Linked DNA regions of Mus musculus: region 1 is linked to region 2. Evidence: chromatin loops called from intact Hi-C (ENCODE). Cell type or tissue: left cerebral cortex. All regions are shown on one strand. Each heading gives the region's core, and the rest is flanking DNA. Links, peaks and the distances in the headings are about the cores only.

Evidence for each region. Hi-C counts contacts between places; a loop is a spot of excess contacts. Peaks named below come from ENCODE experiments on the same cell type or tissue, not always from the same donor. Only the 100,000 strongest peaks of a DNase experiment are listed, where the experiment ranks them.
Region 1: a loop joins it to region 2, with 10 times the contacts of the local background. A loop is called at or near these places in 4 of 42 quality-filtered maps.

Annotation. Positions count from the first base shown.
Region 1 is chr2:59,584,619-59,589,996 of GRCm38, forward strand. No RefSeq gene overlaps it. Among named protein-coding and RNA genes, the nearest start is that of Tanc1, 25 kb to the right of the region's middle. In left cerebral cortex, for the core only: no CTCF peak of the experiment used is centred there; DNase peaks (open chromatin) are centred at 2,037 and 2,959.
Region 2 is chr2:59,528,209-59,533,586 of GRCm38, forward strand. No RefSeq gene overlaps it. Among named protein-coding and RNA genes, the nearest start is that of Gm39831, 19 kb to the left of the region's middle. In left cerebral cortex, for the core only: no CTCF peak of the experiment used is centred there; DNase peaks (open chromatin) are centred at 731, 2,799 and 3,124; H3K27ac peaks cover 377 bases.

The sequences.
Region 1 (5,378 bases), core at 97-5,096, 56 kb after region 2:
GGCTGGTGAGATGGCTCAATAGATAAGAGCACCCGACTGTTCTTCTGAAGGTCCTGAGTTCAATTCCCAGCAACCACATGGTGGCTCACAACCATCCCTAACAAGATCTGGCGCCCTCTTCTGGAGTGTCTGAAGACAGCTACAGTGTACTTACATATAATAAATAAATAAATCTTTTAAAAAAAAAAAAAAAAGTGTGAGCCAAAGAATTTTGCACTTACTTTTTTTGTTCCATTAAAAAAAATAAAGATATGATTATTAAGAAAAAGCAAGTATGGGGGAGGGTATATCCATAAAAACTTTCTGTTCCCCTCTTCCTATGAAATCCCTGCCTTGCCGAGTTAGTACTCTTGACTTTTATATTAGCTGTTTATTTTAATTTTGAGGCAGAGTCTTGCTATGTAGCCCAGGATGCTCTGAAAAGGAAGACCCCCGCTTCTGCCTCCCTACTCCTCGGGAGCGAGGGGGAAGTGTGTGCCACTAATCTGGGCTATAACAGTCAGTTTTAAACTTCCATCATAAATACAAAATATCGATGTTAGAAGATTCAACGTGCTCTCCCACCTCCATCCCAATGTGTGGCGCATGGGCTTACTCTCTCACACGCCACCTCTACTCTTTTTCCCTGAGGAAAACCCTAGGTTTAGAGGATGGCGGGGAACGGGGAAGACGCGGTCTCTTTACCAGGATTCTTTGCACAAGGTGATCAAGGGCTTCTGCCTGAGCCAACAACCAAGAACGCCAGCAAACCTTCGTCCCTTCAGTACCTGCCACCTCATCTCTCAGCATCACGCATGCTGGCACACATCCCCGGATGTGGCATCTACTGAAGCTCTGCTTCTTCCTGTTAACCCAGATCAGGATTACGCACTCTGACCCGCTGTCTGTGTCTGTCTGTCTGTCACTATCTTGGATAGGATACTAGCAAGATGACTCCAGCCCAGCTATTTTGCCTGCTTTCTTAGAACCTTCATTAGAAAAAGAAAAAAGAAAAAAAAAAAAAGAAACTTCATTAGGAATGGCTCAGAGCACTTTGTAGCAGCAGAAAACAATCTATTGCCATTTCAAGTGGATGAGCTATTCCGGGCATCAATGCAAATCATACCCAGGCCCAGAGGGGCACAAACAGTGGTTCTCAACTTTCCTTTAACACAATTCCTCGTGTTGTGGTGACCCCCAACCATAAAATTATTTTCATTGCTACTTCATAACTCTAACTTTGTTACTGTTATAAAGCATGATGTAAATATCTGATATTTGGGATATCTGATATGTGACCCCTGACCCACACAGGTTGAGAACTGCCGGGCTAGAACAAGGATCCCATTCCAAATATTAGTGCAATGACCTAACCTCAGAGAGCACAGTAGATGTTTTAACCAATAAGCATGGATAAGAAACAGTGTTTTTCTCCTATAGCCGAAGAGCTCTATTGAAGCCACGCCCCAATCCACAGGGCGGCTACCAGCCCCACCACCTTGATTGACAAGACCTGCTCTAATGCTCCTGTGGAAACAGCCTTCTCATAGGAGGGCATCAGTTTTATCGTCTCAGCCCTAAGCCTTGAACCTGATGCCTCTTTGCTTCCCCTACACTCACAAATGCCCCGAGCTTCTGTCTTCTCTCTGCTCCCTTTGAGAGTCAAGGAGCAACTCTAAGTTCAAATCAACCAACTTGTTTGTTTGGTTGGTTGGTTGGTTGGTTGGTTGGTTCGTTGGTTTTGTTTTTCAAAACAGGGTTTCTCTGTGTAGCCCTGGCTATCTTGGAACTCATTCTGTAAATCAGGCTGGCCTTGAACTCAGAGATCCACCTGCTTCTGCCTCCCAAGTGCAGAGATTAAAGGCGCATGCGCACACAGCCCGGCTTTTTAACTTCCTACTATGAAAGCGCTGGGATCCCAACTAAAACCGAAGGCCTTGCTGAACCAGCTCATACCCACTCACAGCCCAGCTCCACAGGGAGCACTTCACAGTCGCCCTCCTTCTCCCCTGCAGCATGTATCCAGACTATAGCAACGCTGTTGTCCCTGCAACGTTATCAACATATTTTTAAAAGCTAGGAATATGAGATAGTGGGAGGGTGCTTGCCTAGCACGCACCAAGACCCTGAGTTTTATTCTTAGTACCACGCATATAAAAAAATGTCGAACTAAATTTACAAAACACACCTAAAAATAAATAGCTATTCCTCTACCACCATCTGTTAAGAGTTAGCTTTCGTTGTCAACTTGACACACCTGAGAAATAGGAACCTCAACTAGGAATTGCCTTCGTCAGGTTGGCCGTGGGCATGTCTATGGGTTATTTTCTTTTCATAATTTTATTTTCTAATAATTTATTTTTATTTTATGATGTGTATTGGTAATTTGACTGCATGTGTGTCTGTGTAAGGGTGTCGGATCCCCAGGAACTGGAGTTTCAGACACCATGTGACACACCATGTGGGTGCTGGGAATTGAACCCAGGTCCTCTGAAAGAGCAGTCAGTTCTCTTAACTGCGGAGCCATCTCTCCAGCTCCCAGATTGTTTTCTTAATTGTTACATGATGGAGGAGGGCCTAGCCCACTGTGGGTGGCTCCGTCCCTAGGCAGGTGGGGCTGGGCTATAAAAGAAAGGCAACTGAGTAATCCAAGGGAAGCAAGCTATTATGTAGCATCCCCCCCCCCCCCCCCATGGTCTCTGCTTCAGTTTCTGCCTCAAGCTTCTGCCCTGGCTTTCCTAGAGAATGGACTGTCACTACGCTAAAATAAACCCTACCTCCCACAAAGAACTTTTCCTTAGTGCTTTCTCACAGTAACTGGGAAGCAAACTAGGCCGTGATCTAGTATCCAGTTCCTCCAGTTGCCTCCTCAGCTGGGAGTCTAGTAAGGATCATATGTTAAATTGGCAACATCCCTTGTATAACTCAGAGTACATCATGTTATGCTGTGGTGGCAGAAAACTCTGAAATCAGGCCTCCAACAGCCTGGGTTGACGTCCTGCTCACGTGAACTTCCACGGTGAGTCACCTCCACATCCTCCTCACTCTTGGCCATCAGCTAAAAAAACAGTCCCGATTTGGGACAACCCACTTCCTGGCAGATGGAAAGGAGGAATGGGTGAACCACACAATGACTTGGGAAGCTGCTGCTGCTCCAAAGTGCCTACCTTCATACCTGCTCACGTGTTCATGCTCTAAGCGAACCTCAAGGCAGAGGCAGAGGTCAGCAGAGGGGGCAGGGGGTGGGGTGGGGGAAGACTGTCCCACATGGGAGGGAAAAGGCAAACCTATTAGGTATAATAGGTTTAGTGGTCTTTTAATGGGTTCCCCCACCGCCCCCCTTAGTTTTTCCCTTTCAGTTAACCAATTAAAGAAATTGGGTCATTTGGGCTGTCGCCTCCTCTAGTCTGGCTTTTGTTTTGCATTTCTATGGTATCTGCTTAACTGAGTTCATCTAACATGTCTGTTTCTTTCGAGTCTGTACTTACATCTGGAGGCCTGCTCCAGTTCAGAAAACATGAAGCCAGAATGCATCAACAAGAGTTTCCCCATGTTCAACAATTCAGATACTTAGGTCTGAATGCCTTCTAGGTGAGCATCGTGGTGAGTCAACTGTCCACCCTTGCATAATAAGTCAGCCCCAAGTGTACTGGCTTAAAACAATATACCAGCGCATTATAGTTCCTATGAGTCAAGAATTCACTGGGCTGGAAGGGGTAGCTTGTCGCTAGGATTCCTGGGGTTCTTAGCTGGAAATCTCAAAGACTGGGGAATTGAAGTCATTGGAATATTTGACTGAGACAAAGGTTCTGCATCCAGTGTGGCCTGCTTACCAATTTCTTTTCCTCGTTAGCTGTTCATTAGGCTGCAATACTATCCTCACAGCATGATAGCTGACTTTCCTCAGAGCACCTGGACCTAAGAGCAGTCCTGATGCTGCAGTATCTTTTGTGATCTAGTCTAGGAATTCACACAGGGACACCACTCTGGCCAAAATACCACTCTTATCCAATGGAAGAAAACACTACACAAATACATAAATACCAGAAGAGGGTTCATAGCCAAATGTTATAGCACATTCTTATAAGACTAATACTGGGGGGTAGAAAAGGGCTGGGGGGCAGGGATCAAGGATCCAGCCTTGACTACAAAGAAAACCTGGGCTAACAGAACCTAGTGAAGGAAGAGAAAAGGGGAGAAGGGGGGGGGGAGGAAGGAGGGAGGGAAGGAGGAAGAGAGAGAGTCGCTAGAAGATATTCTTGGATTAGAGGCTAGTTCCTCTATATACTACATATATTTTCACATCAAAACAGAAGAGAAGGCATAATCCACAGCACATTCTCTGGGATGGTGATTTTTCACCATTTGAGATGTTGTGGTCGGAAAGATTTCAAGGGAAAATCAGAAGTTTCTAAACGGAAAACCAGATATTTATCTTGCCATATGACAGCATGCAAAAGGAACAATTTGTCCCTCCCTCCCTCTCTTCCATCTTATTTTGTTTCATTTAAGACACAGTGTTGCTATGTTACTCAGAGTGGCTTCAAACTTAAGGCAAATCCTGCTTCTTCTGTCTCTAAAGCTGAGGTTGCAGATGTGGGCCACCATGCCCAGATTTCCCCTTTGTTTTAAAGTGCCTCTTTATAAAAAGCATCTTAATCTTAGAATGAAGACTCCTAACTTTTATTTATTTCCTTTTCCTTTTTCTGAGACAGAGGTCTCTGTGTATCCCTGGCTGTCCCGAACTCACTATGTAGACCAAGGCTGGCCATGAATTCAGAGATCTGCCTGCTTCTGCCTCCTGAGTGCTGGTTTAAAGGTGTGTGCCACTACTGCCCAGCTTATTCATTTATTTTTCAAAAGAAGAAATCACACAATTTTCTCAGGCTGGTGTCAAGTGTCCCAACTCAAGGAATCCTCCTGCCTTAGCCTCCCCAGTAGCTGGGACTATACATTCAGAGTACTGCACCTGCCCAAAATGTCTTAGATAGAAAGCAAAGTAATTCTCCTCAACTTCTCATAGCAATATATATGTGGAATCCACTTGGAAAACATTCTATAGGCAACTAAAAGATTTGGTTACCCAACATCTATAGTCAGTACCCTAAAATGTGTGTGCATACACCTTATGTAAGAGTCATATGCGAGAATGTTCATAACAGCGCGCTTGTGATGGCCTTGGACTGAAAACAAGCGAGCTGTCCGGCGGTAGCAACCTCACAGAGAAGCTGGTGTGTATTGGTACTGGGTGATCTAACTCGTTTGTAGAATGCCGTGAAACAAGCAAGAGTAGAGTAGTTTAGGGTGCGTATTTTAGGTGACAAAAGTTAAAAGGGCAAAGAAATAATTACTAAAAGGTCAAGTTGTGGTTGTCGTTGGGATGACTGGTGTTTCTGTTC
Region 2 (5,378 bases), core at 74-5,073:
CTATGGTTACAGATTCAGAGAGCATTTCCAGGGCAAACAATGTAAGAGATGATGCTCAAGTGCTAAGAATCGCTGAGTCCCTGAGTTTTAGGTTTGTTTGTTTTGTTTTGTTTTGTTTTGTTTTTCTTTTATAACCCTGGCTGTCTCTGAACTTGATCTGTAGACCTGGCTGGCCTTAAACTCAGAGATTACCCCTGCCTATGCCTCCCAAGTGCTTGGATCAAAGGCATACACCATCACCACCCAGCAGGTTTTCATAGCTTTGACAAGAGTATTTAACTCGTGTGTGTGTGTGTGTGTGTGTGTGTGTGTGTGTTCGTCCCAATCTGTTTTCAAGCTGAATATTGGAGATAGTTCTTCAGATTCCCTTGCGCAGTAGAGCAGTTAACAAGGACTTTTTCTCCCAGTCAAAACTCTGGGAAGCTAGGCATGGCAGTACATGACCATAGTCCCAGCATTCAGGAGGCTGAGGCAGGAGGGTCATGACTTTAATTCCAGCCATGGTGACACAGTGATGCCCTATCTCAAAAGTAACATAATATAAATGGGTTCCTTTCTTCACAACTTAATGTCTTAAAGGCCAGAAGCCTGCTACGTTGTATCACTCTCTCCTCCAAAGGGCTTTTGGGACCCAAGTAACTTGCCGTTCATTTTGTGCATAGACTCTCCAGAATGTCTGGAACACAGAGGAGTGACTAACAACTGTGATGAAAACAGAATAGCCTGCTTTACAACAGCAACCTCTGCAGCAGGACTTCACATTTATAAACCATCGCTCATACAGTTTCTCCTTTGAGCCCTATGAGGCAAGCCACTTCCCACGGGAAGGAAAGCTAAGACAAAAGGAAAGACTAACAGTGGGAACTATTAGGTACTGAGTGGGATTCTGTAAGGACGTTTTTGTTGACTTACTTAAGACTGAGAGTGAACAGAAACAGTAGACCTTGTTATTCCAGTAGACCGGGCTTCAGAAAGGGGCAGTGACCGGTCTAAGGTCACACAGCAGCAAAGTGTCTCTTTCTGCAGTCCCACACATTTAGCTTTCTCTCCTGAACTAGAATTTGATCAATAACTTATAAAATGCCCTGCTATTCACTCTATGTCTGGGGGGAGGGGAGGACTTAGGAATTTTTTTTATCCACTGCTTTTATTGAATATTAATGCCAGAAGAAGACAGAAGGCTAAAAGGGGTAGACCTTTATGGTTCCCACTGTTGGCGTTATTTAAGGCTGGGTGAAGAAGCATGGGGGTTTGAAGAAACAGCCTTGCCTCTCATTGCGTGGCTTTGTAAAATTGGTGCTTTGGGACCAGAACCTCGGGGTAAACACCAAAGCCTTTCAAGTGAGACAAACCCCAGCTTCCAGTGCCTGTGTTAGTCGTTAGGAGCCCAGAGCACACAGCCCACAGGAGGCTGGTGGCGTCAAGTTCAATGCTAGCACTGTCCTGTAAGTACTTCCAGAGGCTGCTCTCTGCCCTTTGCCAGTTGCACATTAAACAACTTCCTCAGCCCAAGGGGCCCCTCTGGCAGTTCTCCTGCTGCACGGTTCTTTCTACCCCATTCATTCTCTCTTGAGCTTTAGGGAACCTCAGCTCGCTCCTTTTGCTGCATACAGAGTTATGTGCGTGCGCGCGCGCACACACACACACACACACACACACACACATGCTTTCCTTAGTCCTTTGTATCGCCGACCTCAATACCTCGAATCCCAGGGCAGCCGTTCATTCGTAACACACCGCATTCTTTGCTGCCCTTTGGCACCGTTCAAATATTCTCACTGTCAGGCCTCTCGAAAGCCTGAGTTGCAGTGGACTGGATAGTCCAAGTTCAGATGCTGGATAATTGGCTGCCCAGACCACACAACAGAGTGAGGATGGGCCAGCCAAGCCTGACAACTCAACACCTTTCCAGAAGGAACCCGAACCACCCAGGGCCATGCCTGAAGCTTTCCTTGACAGACATCCCAAGACCCTGGCGTTCCAGCATTCAGAGGTTCCCACTGCAGTTCCACGGTTGCCACACACAAGCCACGTTAGAGTTATTGTACAGTACCAGTAACTCTACAGCTGGACAGCACAGCCCATGGCACATGGCAGCAGGGAGGAGCTGAGGGGTCCACTTTCACCCGACCATCACCCCCTTCCCCTTCTCCTCTGAGCAGTGTCTAATAACAGCCTTATTCTTAACAGCTCTAAAGTAGAAATAATTCAAATAGCCATCAGCAGGATGAAAGACAAACTGTAACCATCCCTACAATGAAACAGACAACAAAAAAGAAAGTAATTTATGTTGCACAGAAAGCAGCCAGATTTAAAAGGACACTGTACACAAAAATAAGAACAGGCATGCTAATTTGTCAAGGGATACAGCGTAACTTTTGGGGGTTGTGAAAAAGACCTCTCATGTCCTGGTTGGTATTTATATGGCTACATGTGCATTTCAAAATTCTGGAACTTCTCACTTAAGATCAACGCAGAGATGAGAGTGTAGTTCAGTGGTGGAACAATTGCCTAGCATGCTCAAGTCCCTAGGTTTGCCCTCCAGCACCTCTGAAAAAAAATTATAAATAGTATTGTGTTAAATTTCACGTCAATGTGAAATTACATGTTTTATATTTTTATATCATTGTCATCATCACCATCATCACTGTCATCGTCATCATCATCATCATCTCAGTGCATCATCACCAAGGCCAATGGCTTCAAGGAGAACTGGAACAGGGTTTGTGGCTGTCTGGGATGTACCAGCTGCTCTGTGACTCCGATACCTCATGGTGCCCAGGAGAACTGAGCATCTGCTGTTCCAAACCTGGTGACTCTGCACTCATGACTCAGACTGACTCCCAACTTGCCAGTTCTTTCTACTGCTGTTTCTATCTTTACTCTCCACTGTCATTTCAGTTTTTCTTCCTTCCCTGATCCCTGCAGGGCATGAGGTTGAATGATGATTAGCTAACCCTTCCCAATGGCACGGTCTCTGTGGGAACCAAGGGTCTGTCCACCTAAATCCAGTAAGGCTGAAAGCCTCTGGTCTGTCTTCTTAGATGTAGAGTTACCTCTGCCTGTACAGTTTTTCTGCGTTGCCCTTAAGAGCAGATGACAGGGGCTCATGATACATTTCATGGTAGAATCTGGCACCTGTGTGGCTGTGTGGGTGGCTGAGTACTCGAGGTGCCAGAGTCAGGCATTATAGTTATCGATGGCTCTGCCATAGGGCAGCAGTGCCCTTGCCCGACCCTTGCCCCTTTGTATATTTGTAGGTTGTTTTTGGGGTACACCTCTCTGCCACAGTAAGAATTCCTACACATACACTTTATACCTACAGTATCTCCCCCAAGATTTGGCTATCTTACTGACAATGCAATAACTTCACCAGAACCACAGTTAAATATATACAGTGCCAACAGTTAACTCGCCAAAAATTAAGAGAAAAGAAAAGTTGTTGATGAAGCAAAGCTGGGGGAGGGCATGACCTCAACAAAGTTCCCATCATGCTTTAGCATGGCTCACAAACTTCCCATCATTTCCAGCACGGCTCAGGTAAGTTTAGGAAGGAGGGGACTGGTTGGAATGAGGAGGCATCAAAATTTGCATTCATGGGTTCAAGGCTATGGGGGTCTAGGAAATGCTTGATGAACAAGATGTAGCAGTTACTGACAAACCTCTCAGCTGACTCCACTCCTGCTCTTTCAGGACTAAGAGTTTTCTGGAGTAAGTGATGAATTTATTTGGGCTCCATCCCAGCATTAGTTAGCACAGGACCCCTAAACTCTGATTCTTAGTTCCCAGTGAAGTATCTGTAAAACCTTAAAGTAACTTCTTACACCTCTCCATCAATCATAAAGCCAGCCACCATGGGAGGCATTGCACAGGTTATAATAGCGTGCAATTGGTTCGTTGTTGTTGCTGTTGTTGCTCTCTCTCTCTCTCTCTCTCTCTCTCTCTCTCTCTCTCTCTCTCTCTCTCTCTCTCTCTCACTTTTTCTTTCTTTCTTTTTAATTCCCAAGAGACAGTGGGATGCCATATAGTATATATTTTTCAGGTCCTTTCCATTCTCTTGATTTTGTGACACAATGAACTTCTCAATTTAATCTTTTGTAAAATAAGGATAATTTTACCAATTTTGATGAAGATTAAGTAGCTTATATAAGTTTAAAGAGCTTGGAAAAATAATAGCTGTTATTATTATTATTATTATTATTATTACCTCTTTTCTCTAGTCAAGGCATGACATTACAGCAATCTGGTGAGTCATTAATATGCCCTTTTTTCTTTTTTAAATACAAAGTCTCTCTATGTAGCTCTGGCTGTCCTGGAACTTGCTCTGTAGCTGCCCTCAAAATCCCAGAGATCCTCAGGCCTCTGCCTCCTGAGTGGATTAAAGAAAGGCACATGCCACTATGCCTAACTCATTAATATGTCTTAATAAAAATTTTAAATTATTTATTATTATTATTTTTGGTTGTGGGGGGCAGTGAACGTGGGCATGCATGTGTTATGGAGAACACGTAGAGGGAAGAGGACCTCTTCAGGAGTCGCTTCTCTCCTTCCCAGCCGTGTTCTGTGGATCCAGCTTAGCCCCTCAGGCTTGGGAGGCAGGTGGGCGCATTTACCCAATGTGTTATCATCTTTTCCTCTGTGCTGAGGACTGACTCATGCCAAGCAAGCACTCTGCCATGAAGCTATCTTTATTCCAGACCATTGACAAATTTTTCAGTTGGCCTTGCCCTAAGTCTTTTCTTTACCCAATTTTTAACTCTTAGCAACAAAGCGCCGTTAAAAGCAAGTACTGCCCTTCTTGAGCTCAGTTCCCAGTACCCATGCCTCGTGGCTCACAAGCATCTACACCCCAAGCTTATATTCCAGGGAGAAGCCTCCAGCTTCCCTCCTCATTGGCTGAGCACAGCACTTTGCCAAGATGGAGGTCTAGAAGATAGAACTCCCCTCATAGCCTCAACGGCTTGAAGCCAGTGTTCCATTAGCCCTAAAGCCAAGAACTGAACACATCAGCTTGGCACCTGGAATCAGGTCGATGCTCCAGCCACAGGTCCTTTGCCTGGATCCATGGAAGTCAGACCCAGCTTTAGCTCCTTCTAACATGCTTAGCAGCATGATCTGTGATGGAGGAAGGCATCTTTGGGGGGCAAATGCCCACATTTAATGCAACTTTAGAGTGTCCTTTTATCTACTTCCAGCTAGAATTTCATGATGTAAAATGACCCTGACTGGAAGCATCTCTGCCCACTCGTTTAACCTTTTAACTATGGCGCATGTGTGTGCTGTAGTTACACAAAAGAGCAGGTAGCTTCCCCCCACCCCACCCCACCCCGCCCCCGGACCTTGGTGGTACTCATCACAGGCCTTTCTGAGCCTTGGCC